3 separate regions of the Homo sapiens genome follow, and all the other regions are linked to region 1. The links are chromatin contacts, found by Hi-C or POLR2A ChIA-PET in ENCODE. All regions are on one chromosome and are shown on one strand. The core of a region is the stretch at or near the end of the contact, and the rest is flanking DNA. Distances in the headings are between cores, read along the strand shown. Region 1 holds the start of YTHDF1 (YTH N6-methyladenosine RNA binding protein F1). Region 2 holds the start of EEF1A2 (eukaryotic translation elongation factor 1 alpha 2). Region 3 holds the start of GMEB2 (glucocorticoid modulatory element binding protein 2).

Evidence for each region. Hi-C counts contacts between places; a loop is a spot of excess contacts on that map. ChIA-PET counts read pairs that join two places held with the same protein, here RNA polymerase II (POLR2A). Pooled maps may share reads with other maps.
Region 2: a pooled map shows a loop between it and region 1 (2.9-fold over the local background). The contact joins the promoter of EEF1A2 here to the promoter of YTHDF1 in region 1. A Hi-C loop is called at or near these places in 4 of 50 pooled maps.
Region 3: a map of gastrocnemius medialis shows a loop between it and region 1 (7-fold over the local background). The contact joins the promoter of GMEB2 here to the promoter of YTHDF1 in region 1. A Hi-C loop is called at or near these places in 2 of 168 maps with a recorded cell type or tissue (ascending aorta and gastrocnemius medialis), 3 of 37 single-sample maps with no recorded cell type and 13 of 50 pooled maps. POLR2A ChIA-PET finds 5 or more read pairs at or near these places in 1 of 52 experiments (Caco-2).

What each region holds. Positions count from the first base shown.
Region 1 is chr20:63,213,841-63,218,095 of GRCh38, reverse strand. It overlaps YTHDF1 (YTH N6-methyladenosine RNA binding protein F1), which reads left to right and starts at 1,965. Exons shown (of 5, transcript NM_017798.4): 1 at 1,965-2,230; 2 at 2,495-2,519; 3 at 4,153-4,232. The coding sequence starts at 2,204. RefSeq lists silencers at 1,613-1,892, 2,023-2,092.
Region 2 is chr20:63,497,759-63,502,133 of GRCh38, reverse strand. EEF1A2 (eukaryotic translation elongation factor 1 alpha 2) reads left to right here and starts at 3,051. Exons shown (of 8, transcript NM_001958.5): 1 at 3,051-3,076; 2 at 4,300-4,375. The coding sequence starts at 4,371. It overlaps LOC124904955 (a long non-coding RNA gene), which reads right to left and starts at 3,852. Exons shown (of 2, transcript XR_007067719.1): 1 at 3,511-3,852; 2 at 666-809. LOC105372725 (a long non-coding RNA gene) reads right to left here and starts at 76. Exons shown (of 3, transcript XR_937004.3): 1 at 1-76. RefSeq lists enhancers at 1-320, 2,417-2,986, 3,247-4,042.
Region 3 is chr20:63,624,690-63,628,993 of GRCh38, reverse strand. It overlaps GMEB2 (glucocorticoid modulatory element binding protein 2), which reads left to right and starts at 1,893. Exons shown (of 10, transcript NM_012384.5): 1 at 1,893-2,038. MHENCR (melanoma highly expressed competing endogenous lncRNA for miR-425 and miR-489) reads right to left here and starts at 1,759. Exons shown (of 2, transcript NR_132417.1): 1 at 1,602-1,759; 2 at 170-804. RefSeq lists silencers at 1,452-1,901, 1,992-2,531.

The DNA.
Region 1 (4,255 bases), core at 716-3,215:
AGAAGGCCCCTAAGCTCGGAGTGGCCACTTCCCGCAGGGCCAGTGCTGCCTCCTGTGACTGGCTGGGCATTTGTGGGTGAAGGCAGCAGGTAACAGCCAGTGTTGACAGAGCCCTGGCCTGACGCCAAGGGCTGCATACCCAGTTTCTTCCACACACTCATCCTGTGAAAGGGGAGTAATTAACCCACCACGGAGGAGGAAAGTAGGCCTGAGGCTGAAGGCCCTGTAACTGGCTGTGAGGCTCTGAACTCCAGTGGTGACCACTGCACCGTCCTGGCCCAGGGATGGGAGCTGGGTGAGAAGACAGACAGGGGCTCCAAGAGTCCGAGTGTCTACTCTGACCACCCAGACACCCCCTTGCTGCAGTCTTGGCCGCCAAACAGTTCAGTGTCCTGGGAAGCAGGCACTCAGGGCCTGCCCAGGATGCGCAGGCCTTATCACACAGAAGCAGGTGGCAGGGTGCCCCCAGGGACCCCACTGTCCCTACAATCCCCACACATCTTCTCCATGTGGGCCACCATCCTGGAAACGTGCTGTTCATTTTCGGATGTACCCCAAATGCACAGATTTCATCCTGGCCTGAGATGTCTGCCCATGGCCCAAACACATCAAAGTCCCAGGGGATCCAGATTCATCCTCAGGGCACCAGACATCCCCCAGCTCTGTTCCAGGGAAACAAGCCCAGCCCGCTTTCCCCAGCTTTAGGCGAGGCAGGGCTCCAGGGAGACCTGGAGCAACTTGGAGCAGCAGTCCTCTCTGTGGCTGACCGGCCTGCTGGGGGCAGTTTCCACCTCCTCCTGCAGCAGTGTGAGAGGCTGTCTGCTACCCCACTGATGCGGATGTCCAGGCTTGGAGCCGTCTTGGGACTCCATTGCCGTCCCTGCTGTCACTGTTCACCCTGCTTAGCGCATCTGCCCGGGCCCACTTTGTGGAAAACACTCATTTGACGTCAACCTGCCTGACACCCCATTCCAGGTCTTTCTCCTTTAGCAGGACCCAGATCCAGGCCACGTGAAGATGTTACAGCTGCCAGAGCTGGAAAGAAAAATATCAACCTGGAAGCCTCTGTAGGGAGTTAGCCACAAGGGTGGCAGGATTGGATACTGGCTGCAGGGAGCGAAATTCAACACCTTGACCAGAAGGGCGTCCAGGTTGGGGATGCTGAGGGGTTAGGAACTGAGAACTGGGCTCTCTTTGCACAGTTGCTGCTAAGAAGGGGCTGTCCATCCTCGAACAAAGATGACAAGTCCCCTGGCCCGGCCTAGGCTGGGGCACAGAGCACTGCTTTTCCTCCTGGTGATGAAATCGGGGTCAAGAATCTAACATGAGAACTTGGTTATAAGCCGGCGAGCCTCTCGCAGGTCCAGGGGTGCATCCACACAACAGCTGACCTCCGGGACCGGGCCCAGGGCTCCGCTGCGGCTGAAGGCCAGGGCCGCAAAGCGAACAAAGCCCGCAGGTCCCGCGGCAAGGGCCGAGGCGCGCGACCTGGAACACGCGGGGGCTCGGAGCTCTGGGCGGGCAGGTGTTTGCGCGCGGGGGAAGGGCAGACCGACCCCGGACAGACCCGTAGCCCAGCTGTCGGACCAGAACAGCGTTTAGTCTTCGGACCTTGGGGAAAACTACAGAGGCCTCAGTGCCGGTAGCGCGTCGGGGGTGCGGCTGTGGCCGGGGTGTGTGTGGGCGGCTGTACACCTGGCAGCAGCCCGCCAGCCCCTTCCCGCCAGGCCCCGCGGCGCCTCCGGACACGCCCCACGTGACTTCCCCGGCTCAGGGCTTCCCCGCCCAGCCGGCTGCGGTCCCCGCCCCGCCGCACGAGACTGGGACCTGAGAGCGAAATCCATCCCGTAAGACGGGAGCGCGCAGGCGCGAAGTGTGGCGGCCCGGCGCGGCGCTCCCGGCCTGCCCCGCGTGCACGCTGACGCCGCGCAGTCTCGTCCCCTGCCGCCGCCGTCGCCGCTGCTGTCGCCGCCGCCGCCGCCATTGGAGTCGACGCCTCCTCAGTGCGTCCGCGTCCCGGGCTCACCGCCGCTGCCGCCTCGCCAGGGGCCCGCGCGCCCAGCAGCCGCCGCCGCCGCCCGGCCGGCGCCCGGGGAATTGGCGGCGGGGCCCGGGGCCGCGCGAGCTAGGGTGACAGGCCCGGCCTCTAGGGGAGGCCCGAGCCGGCGGGCGCCCCGGCCCCGCGTCTAGTTGTTCATGAAGCATGTCGGCCACCAGCGTGGACACCCAGGTAGCGGGGCCGGGTTACAGGGGCCGCGGCCGGGGCCGAGGCGCGGGGTCTGGGTTGAGGTCCTGGGGCTGGAACGCAGAGCCCGGGGTCGCGGAGGCCGGGCCCAGGCGGGACCGGGGTCTCGGGGCCGGGGTCGCACGTGACCGCGCGTCGGGGCCGGCGGAGCTCGCGGCCCGTTGGAGACCAGTTCTCTGGTGAATAACTTTGTGTTTCCCTCTTCCCCCGGGTTGTGTGTACCCCACGTCCCGGCCTGCGGCGGTGCAGAGAACAAAAGGACAAGATAATAAAGGTGAGCGGAGTCCCGGGACGGCCGGCGCGGGCTGGAGTGGAGGAGGACGGGGAAGGAACGGTCCAGGAAGCTGCGTCTGGAACCGGAAACTTTCTCTCTTCCGCCAGCTTCAGGGAGATAAAACTTGAGGTTGTGCGACGATTCTGGGAGATTTGACAGGTCGAAGACAGGGGCTTCTCAAGAAGTGAATAAATGATTGCTCAGAGTAGTTTGGGCCCGTCTCTCCCCACCGCATGATCATGGATTTGCTTTGGGGAAGGGGAGGTAGGAGAGCCGGGTGGACATGGCCGCAGGGGTTGAGCGACTTGCCTTTTTCCGCCCAGCAGGGGCTGCTCTAGGAGAGGGGCAGTCCAAGGTTCTGCAGGCTAAGCTCCACATCCCCGGTAGTTGCAGCCCGTTTTCCAAGTCTGTTAGCATCTCCTGTGACATTATGGCTTGGGATAAACCCTCAGAGCGCACTCATGTGAAAACTGTTAAGTGACACTTCACGTTTACTTGGAACACTTTTTTAGCCAGTTTGTGTGTCAGCTCAGGTGTAACCAAATACGGTTCATCGTGTTTTAAGATTGGAAAAGGCCCAGCACTTTATTTACCTTTGCTTGCTTTTTCTGGCTGAGCATAATAACAGTGGGAAGGTAAGTGGTGTAAAAGGAAAACCAGTCTTGGGGCACCCAAATCACTGAGCCAAAGGGAGAAAGCTACGCTGAGAACTGCTGAGGGCAAACCTGCCTCCCATTCTATTCCTGAAAAAGATAGCTTCTAAGACAAAAAAAGTTACATACTTCCCCCACAGTTTGCCCACAAGGAAATTCCTGGTGGACAAAGGACAGAACTCAGAGTCATTCCTGCTCACTGAGATAAATGCTTATCTGATTGCTTCCTTTGGAAAGGCTAATCAGAAACTCGAAAGAATGCAGCCGTTTGTCTCTTATCTACCTATGACCTGGAAGCCCCCTCCCTGCTTCAAGTTGTCCCGCCTCTCCGGACCAAACCAATGTACATCTTACATTGATGGTTCTCATGTCTCCCTAAAATGTATAAAACTAAGCTGTCCCCCGACTACCTTGGGCACATGTTGTCAAGACCTCCTGAGGTTGTATCATGGGTGTGTCCTTAACCTTGGCAAAATAAATTTTCTAAATTAACTGAGACCTGTCTCAGATATTTGGGGTTCACTGTGGAGAGTCAGATAATAGCTCCCAACAGTCCTTCAGTTGCAGCCCCTTCCCTCCTAAGTTTTCTTCCCTCCGTTCTCCATACGTTTGGGCATACATTCTGCATTTGGGCTTTTGGAGGCTCCACTTCTTTTTGCCACACATAAGTCTTCTTAGACCATGTCAGTTTTCACCCTGGTTATGTGTTCCTTGCATTATGTGTTAACACTTGATTTGGTTAATCTCACCAAATTACGATTAAGCCTTTATTTAAAATTTATCCTAAATTATTGAAAGTTTCCCGTCCCCCTTCTAATTAGTTGTATAAACATCAGTTCTATACTGGTTGTACTCCTTTTAAAATTAAAGCATAATTTCTGCTAGAAATAGATGGAAATAGACTTTGCTAACTTTGCCTTCCAAGCTTAAAAGTAATCTTTTAAAATTTGAGGGTAATATTTTGCAACTTTTTGTTCTAGTACAAAATGGTTCGTTACATCAGAAGGATACAGTTCATGACAATGACTTTGAGCCCTACCTTACTGGACAGTCAAATCAGGTGAGTTTATTTTGTTAGCATAT
Region 2 (4,375 bases), core at 1,802-4,301, 280 kb before region 1:
CCAGCCAAAGAAGGGGTTGCCTGTGTCTCCCCAAACAGCTCAGGGATGGGTCCTGGGGGCTCTGGGAGGCGGCAAGGAGGGGCGGGGCCTGGGGGCTCTGGGAGGGGTCGAGGAGGGGCGGGGCCTGCCCCCAGGGAAGCCCTGATTGGCTGGTGCCCTCTTGACTCGCCATTTCCCCTCCCCCCACCCCCCCCAGGTTGTTGGTGAGGACGGCACTGTGACCAGGGACTCAGATGCAAGAAGAGGGGCCCAAGTCCTGACCTGGGGGAGGGCAGGGAAAGCACAGGCCACAGGCCCCCTTACTTGCTGCGTGTCCTTGGACAGGAATCTTGGCCTTTCTGTGCCCAGTTGCCTCACAGGTTCTCAAGGTCCTCCAGCCAGCCTTGTGGGGCCTACCTTGTAGCCTCTGTCCCCGCAGCCCCCATCCCCGCACACTGTGCACGTGCACGGCCCCCTGTCCCCCGTCCCCCACACTGTGAACTCACACAGCTGGGCGACTTGGCTGTGACTAATTAGGATGCTTGGTACTTGAAGTCATTTGGTGCTACCCGGCCATTGACAAGTGTTTTGCCTGCTTGTTGTGCTATGACAGAATACCTGAGACTGGGTAATTATACATTACTTAAATTTAAACATTTATAAAGTTTGCTTTATAAATTTATAAATTATTATAAGTAAACAGAAGTTTATTTCTCAGTCTGGAGGCCAGGAAGTCCAGGATCAAGGTGCTGCCATCTGGTAGGGCCTTCTTGCTGTGTCCTCACATGGGAGAAGGCGGAAGAGCAAGAGAGAACCCACTGCCATGAGTCCTGTTTATAGGGCACAAATCCATTCGGAAGGGCAAACCCTTTATGACCCAGACTCCTTCCCGAAAGCGCCAGCCCCCAACACTGTTGCATTGGGGATTAAGTTACAACTCGTGCACTTTGGGGACGTGGTCAGGCCACTGCCGTTATTCAGCAGTTAGCATTCCGTAGTTAGTAGCCATTCAGTCCTGTTCAGTCTCCGCGGTGGCTCGGAACCATCAGTGTGTTAGTGTTTAGCCTTGTGACCGCAGCCCCGTTAGCTGTGTGTTCCAAGTGTCTGCGGAACTGAGTCGGTGGCTCCCAGGACCCCGAGGGGCCACACCGTGGACCAAACGTGTCCTGGCGCCTGGGAGACCCTTTGGAGCAGCCACCGACACCCTTGCCCAGAGTCAGCACACAGGTGCTTTGGGGAGGTTGCCACATTCCACTCTCAGGGGCCACTCCTGTGGGTGGCAAGGCCCCACGGCACATGTGAGCCCCTGGCACTGCTATGGGTGAGCCGGGAGCCGAGGGGGAAGGGGTGTCTGGAAAAGGTAGCCCAGAGTCCTGGTGATCCCTTGGGGGAGTGGGGTGGGCATCCCCGGGACCCCGGCCTGGGCCACTCGAGCACCTGCAGCAAGCCCACTTCCAAATCCCTGCCTAACCTTCAGGCTGCAGGGGAGGCGTTAAATATAGAGACCAGCTGGGTGGGGTGGGGCGGGCCTTGCTTTCTTGCCAGGCGGTTATTTTTATTCCTGGCTCCTGTTTGACGGCATCGGCAGCACTCGGAAGTGCCGGGGCACCTAGCAGGCCCTCCCTGCCTCCTCTCCTGCCTGTGGCCCAGGAGCCCAAGTCCCTGGACTCCTATGGGGCAGACGCAGCCACAGACCAGGGTCCTCCTGAGAGGCCCTCTCCACAGGCTGGGGAGAACTGTTTGGCCCCGACCCTGGGCCCCCACCTTTCCTTCCTCCTCACACCTGCCAGCAGGCCAGGTAGGGGTCCAGTCGCTGGGGATCCCCATGGATTTGCCCAGTCGCAGCTGCTGGGCCCGACCCGGGGCCTCCATGTCAACACCCAGTGGGAACTCAGGGCTGAGAGGACAGGTGCCAGGGCTCTGCCCCCACTCAGCACACACCTCCCGAGACCCCGCTGGCAGGAAGATCCGAGTGCGTGGGGGTGGGGGGGCAGCGTGGGAGGGAAGACCTGAATACCTGGGTGAGACGACAGGATCTTGGGGTCTGGAGAAAGCCCCTAACCTTGGTCTTCACACAACACATGGCTGCCACATCCCCTTCCTCACAACCCACGTTGGTCATTACCCGCGTGTGCCAGGACCTCAGGGACTCCCCACTTCCTACAGAGCGTGGCCCGGTCTTTGGCTTGGCATCCTGACCCCATATGAGCATCAGCTACAAGGCGCTGAGGTGCAGCGGGGTGGGGCGCTGGGCGGGGGGGCCTGGGTCTGTCTGGATCTGACTCGCCCTTGGCTGGCGCTGTTTCCCAGCAGCAGCCGGAGGTCGGCGCACCCGGAGGGGAGGGTCCCTGGAAGATGTCAGTGGGTCTGGGAGCGGGCTTCCGGCGTTCCCTGCACCGTGGGAGACCAGCCTCTCAGGGGGAGGGTGGTTCTGCGCTGGATCCTCGGGGCCTGTCATGGTGCGCCCAGGAGGGCAGGCACGTGAGGACAGGGACTGGAAACCAGCAGATTTCCACCCTGAGGCCTGCACCCCCGGGCCTCATTAGGGAGAGCCCCTCAGAGCCGGGCTTCGTTGGTTCTGGGGCGTCCCCCATGAGCAGGGCCGGGGAGGGGCCGGTAGACCCAGGCTCGTCTCCCAGGCTGCAGCCCACCTGCTCCCCTCCCCCGCCTGCCGGCTCCGGTCCTCGGCGTCTGCCCTGTCCCCGGGGACCGCTTTTCGCGGCTCAAGCGTGTTCCTGCCCTGAGCCGGCTCTCGCCCCGTCTCCCGGGCCCGCCGCGCTCTCCCCGCGCCGTCTCCGTCCCGGTCCCTCCCTCCCGCCGCCTCCCTGCCCTGCCCCCCGCCCCGCCCCCGCCCGCGGCGCGTTTCTCCCCCGCCTCCCGCGTCCGTCTTTGCAGCCCGCGCCTCCCGCATCGCCTCGCGTCCCCGTGGCGCCCGCCCGCGCGCGTCCGCGCCCCGCCCCCTCCCGCGCGGTTCCGCATTGGCGTGCTGCAGGGCGCGGTGCACTGCGCCGCCACCGTCAATAGGTGGACCCCCTCCCGGAGATAAAACCGCCGGCGCCGGCGCCGCCAGTCCCTCTGGCTGAGACCTCGGCTCCGGGTAAGGACGCTCGGCCCCCGGGCCTCCGCCCCCGCCCCCGTCTTCCGAAGAGGGACCCCCGGGGCCGGTCCTGGGGGGCAGAGGGTGGCCGGGCCCCGCACCCGCCCCCGCGCGCGCCCGGAGTCCGGCTTCCGGGGGTCCCCGCGTCGGCCGGGCTGGGCCCGGGGTGGGGGGCGGCGCGGGGCGGCGGGGCCGGGTCCTGGGCGGCGATCGCCCCGTAGCCGTGACCTTGGGGCCGCGGGGACCCTGCGGGCCGGGGGCTGATGGGGGTCGGGCTTCGGGGCGCTGGGCCAGAGGACGCTGAGGGAGGTGGTGAGATCTGGGGGCCCTGGCCTCCCCACCCCCACCCGTGTTCCCACCCCAGGGTGGCTTCTGTCCTCTTTCCCTCCCCCAGCCACCTGTCCGCGAGGAGCAGCGTGGGTTTCTCCACTGACCTCTGTGATGGGACAGGGCTGTGACCCAGGGTCCTGAGTCACAGGGAGGGGGGGAGGGAGGGTGCCCCCTATACCCCCACGGGGCCGAGGGCATCTCCACCTGGCACTTGCTGGGCTCGGCAGGGCCGGGTCCTCCTTCCTCAGGCTGGAACAGGGACCCCCACCTCCCGGCCGCTGTCTGTCCCTGTGAGAGTCCGGGAGGGGGGTGCCTAGAGCTATTCTGGGTTCCTAATCTGGGCAGCGCATCTCCGTCGGGGCTCTGGCCCAGCCTGCCGGGCAGGGATGAGGGGAAGATGGCGCCGTCCCTGCCTGAGGAGGGGAGTGGGGAGCAGTGGCCATCTCTCCCCGGTGGCAGCGGGTGGGGGTGGGGCGCCGTGTCCCTGGCCCTGCCGCCGGGGAGGGGAGTGCGCGTGCAGGACAGGGCCCTGGAGCGCTGGGCAGGTGACTCATCACCCGGCTCTGCTGGTCACGGACGTACCCAGCCTGGCGCTGCGTGGTCTCTCCAAATGGTGGCTAACCCCTTCCCAAGGAGCAGCCCGCGGGCTCCAACGCCCAGTTATTTACAGCAGATGGGGCTGTTTGGGCTCAAGTGTGGGGTGGGGGCAGTGCACAGCCTCTGCTTGCCCTGGCCAGGCCCAGCTGTGGGTGGGGGCCCTTCCCTCCCCACCAAACATGGGGGCTTGGTTTGTGGGCAGGGATGCCTGTCCAGCCTGTGCCAGGACAGTCTCTGCTGGTGTCTCCCCCTGGGGCTCCCCATCACCGGTCTCCCCACCACCACTGGCCCCACAGAATCACTGCAGCCCCCCTCGCCCTGAGCCAGAGCACCCCGGGTCCCGCCAGCCCCTCACACTCCCAGCAAAATGGG
Region 3 (4,304 bases), core at 644-3,143, 410 kb before region 1:
TTTTAGATGGAGTTTCTCTCTTGTTGCCCAGTTTGTCTCTTGGAGCCCCAGAGTGAAGGAGGCAGAACAGGCCCCAGGGCTCACCCCAGGCCGACCTCGGTGGGCTTGCGCAACACACAGGCATGATGTAGCCACCCTCCCATCCCCAGGCCCCCCTCAGCACTCCTCTTCGACTTTATTGACATTTATTTCCAAAACGTGACGATAGGCAAACTCAGATAAATGACACACATAGACCGCGTGAACCCTCTCATATTTACCAGATAATAAAATAGTAGCACTGACAAAGGCTCAATTTTTTTTTTTATTCTTCCCCAGAGACAGGCTCTGTTGCCCAGGCTGGTCTTGAACTCCTGGCCACAGGTGATCCTCCCACCTTTGTCTCCCAAAGTGTTGAGGTAAAAGGCATGAGCCACCGCACTCGGCCAATCTAATTTTTAAAAACACCTTTTCCTCACTGGCTGGAGCACGTTCTACTTTACTGGGAACTGAATGAATGTGCAACTCTAATTACAGCCCCTCCGAAGTGCAGTGGCTTGGGAACCTCCCGTTCCGGGAGGCGGCCTGCAGAGCCCTCCTCCTACAAGTGTGAGCACAGGGTCAGGGTTCCATCCAAGCGAGCACCTGCTTCCTATTTTCCGACTAATTTCGGTCCCCTGATACGGAATCCGGGATCCTGCAGACAGGCAGCGGGTGACAGCAAGCACAAGGGTGTTCGATGACACCTGGAGAGGTCAGGAGAGCCAGTCCTGCGGTGCAGAGGAAGAAACCCAGCACAGAGGCCAACAGAGCCAGCCCCAGCCTCTGCCAATAAAACATATAAATGAGCCCTGGGGGCTGGAGGAGGGCCACAGGATCCAAGCTGGCTGCCGGATCCGAGTGGGATCGGGGTGCCGACTGTGGGACATGGGTGGGATGGGGTGCCGGCTGCGGGACTCGGGTGGGATCGGGGTGCGGGCTATAGGACTGGGGCGGGATCGGGGTGTCATCTATGGGATCGAGGTGCTGGCTATGGGACTGGGGTGGGATCGGGGTGCTGGCTATGGGACTGGGGTGGGATCGGGGTATCAGCTATGCTATGCGATCGGGGTGAGTGCCGGCTGTGGGATCGGGGTGCCGGCTGCGGGACTGGGGTGGGATCGGGGTGCCGGCTGTGGGACAGCGGTGGGATCGGGGTGGGTGCCAGCTGTTGGGCTGGGGTGGGATCGGGGTGCCAGCTGCGGGACTGGGGTGGGATCGGGGTGCCGGCCGTGGGACAGCGGTGGGACCGGGGTGTTAGCTATGGGATTGGGGTGGGTGCCGGCTGTTGGGCAGGGGTGGGATCGGGGTGTCGGCTGTGGGACTGCGATAGGATCGGGGTGCTGGTTGTGGGACTGGGGTGACAGCTTGAGGGGTGACCGAGCCCTCCCGGCCGCTCCCGGATGCCCCTCGCCCTCCACGCTGGGAGCGCCGTGGCTGGCTGAGCCTCTGGCATGTTCCGCGTGAGTCCGCGCACCCTACAGCGTCCTCCTCCACAGCCTCGTGTTCAGGCGTCCGCCCCGCAGGGGAGTCCCCTCGCGCCCATTCACACACAGCAGCGTCCGGGCGAGGAGCGCCCGTACCTGGAGGCCTGAAGGTACCGCCCTGCCGCGCGTGGGCACTGCTCCCTGGCGCCGTCCGTCCACTGACCATCGTCCCTCGGCCCGGCCGCCCGCGCGGGGCAGGCAACGCCCGACCGGGGGCCTCGGGGACCAGGAGGAACCTGCGGCGTTAGGAGCTGACAGTGTCGGTCCGCGCACGCGCCCCGGGGCCCGTCGGGCCTTATTTCACGGCCCCGCCTTCCTCCTCCGCGAGCGCCAAATAAGTGTCCGGCCCTCCCAGCCCCGTGCGTGCGCGGCCCCGCCGCCTGCGTCACTAGGAAGCGCGCGCCCGCGCCGCCGCCGCCGCCGAATCCCCAACAAGGAGCGAAGCCCGCGGCCGCCGCCGCCGCCCGCCGCCGCCGCAGCTCCCGACGCCGCCGCCCCCGCCGGGTGCCTAAGCAGGCCCGGCGCGGCCCCAGGTAAGCGGCGCCGGCGAGCCCGCGGCCCCCCCGCGGCGAGGCCTCTCGCTCCGCTCACGCGCCGCCGTCCAGTCAGGGGTCCCTGCGGAGCGTCAGGACGTTACGGCGGGGGGAGGGGAGGGCCGGGGGAGGGGCGGCCGCGCGGGCGGCGGCGTCAGGCGCAACGGCGGCGTCAGGCGGGCGGCGCGGGCGGTGGCGGGCGCGGGCGGCGGCGCTTCCTGCCTCCATCTTGGCGCCGCGGGCGGGCGCGGGCTCGGCCTCCAGCGGCCTCCTCGGTGGACCCATCCCGGGGGGACCACGCCGCAGGGGTGCGACCCGCAGGGACCACCCCGCAGGCACCCGACCCGCAGGGACGCGACCCACAGGGACCACCCCGCAGGCACCCGACCCGCAGGGGCCACCACGCGACCCGCAGGGGCCACCCCACAGGGACGCGACCCACAGGGACCACCCCACAGGGACGCGACCCACAAGGACCACCCCGCAGGCACCCGACCCGCAGGGACGCGATCCCCAGGGGCCACCCCGCAGGCACCCGACCCGCAGGGACGCGATCCCCAGGGGCCACCCCGCAGGCACCCGACCCGCAGGGACGCGATTCCCAGGGGCCACCCCGCAGGCACCCGACCCGCAGGGACGCGACCCATAGGGACCACCCCGCAGGCACCCGACCCGCAGGGGCCACCCGGCAGGCACCCAACTCGCAGGGACGCGACCCGCAGGGATCACCCCACTGGGACCCACTCTCAGGGACCTGACCTGCAGGGACCACCCCACAGGGGCCCGCGTCACTGTAGGCTCACAGGCGGGACCTGGATCTGTGTAGACCCATGGTGGTGTGGACCCTGTTGGTCGGAGCTGATTTGTTGTGGGCCCGTCGTCAGTCATGGCATGTTATCTATTTGGTTACTGTGTAATTCATGCGTGACTGAAAAGTCGTGACTGACTTTTCTGTTGAACCAGAATTCTCTTTCTTTGCTAACACTTCAAATACAACAGTTTCAATTACATCAGTGTTGACCGTGCCGGTCAAGAATACTAGTTTAAAAATATTTTCTTGGGCCAGGTGTGATGGCTCACACCTGTAATCCCACCACTTTGGGAGCCCGACGTGGGCGGATCATGAGGTCAGGAGTTTGAGAGCAGCCTGGCTAACACGGTGAAACCCTGTCTCTACTAAAAATACAAAAGTTAGCCGGGCGTGGTGGTGTGCACTTGTAATCCCAGCTAGTTGGGAGGCTGAGGCAGGAGAATTGCTTGAACCCAGAAGGCAGAGGTTGCAGTGAGTGGAGATGGTGCCATTGCACTCCAGCCTGGGTGACGGAGCAAGATTGCGTCTCAAAAAAAAAAAAGTAAAATAAAATATTTTCTCATATCTGATTTACCTAATAATTTGGAAACTCACTTCACACTAGTGGGGAACCCAAGCCTTGGGATCAAAGCTGGGTGGGTCTTGGCTTCAACACAGAAGGGGCTGTGGAGAGGCCAGGTGTAGTGGCTCACACCTATAATCCCAGCACTATGGGAGGTCAAGGTGGGAGGATCACTGGAGGTCAGGAGTTCGAGACCAGCCTGGCCAACATGATGAAACCCCGTCTCTACCAAAAATGCAAAAATTAGCTAGGCGTGTTGGGTGCCTGTAGTCCCAGCTACTCGGGAGGCTGAGGCAGGAGAATCACTTCAACCCGGGAGGCGGAGGTTGCAGTGAGCCAAGATTTTGCCATTGCACTCCAGCCTGGGTGACAGAGCGAGACTCCATCTCAAAAAAACAAAGAAGGAGCTGTGGAGAGAGGAGGGGGTGCTCGCCCTTGGGAAGGCAATAGGGCGAGGTGCTCTATTCTATAGTGCTTCTTCTGTGTCTAAAGAGCATTGTATCAAGGACTTGCACTATTTTCTGTGAGGTAACTTTTGTGCATATTGCTTTGAACCTTTAATATAGTTGCCATTGGAGGCCAGGCTCAGTGGCTCACGCCTGTAATCCCAGCACTTTGGGAGGCAGAGGCGGGCGGATCACGAGGTCAGGAGATCGAGACTGTCCTGGCCAACATGGTGAAACCCCGTCTCTACTAAAAATACAAAAATTAGCCGGGCGTGGTGGTGGGCGCCTGTAATCCCAGCTACTCAGGAGGCTGAGGCAAGAGAATCGCTTGAACCCGGGAGGCAGAGCTTGCATTGAGCCGAGATCGGGCCACTGCAGTCCAACCTGGGCTACAGAGCGAGACTCCGTCTCAAAAAAAGAATATATGTATGTATGCAGTTGCCAATG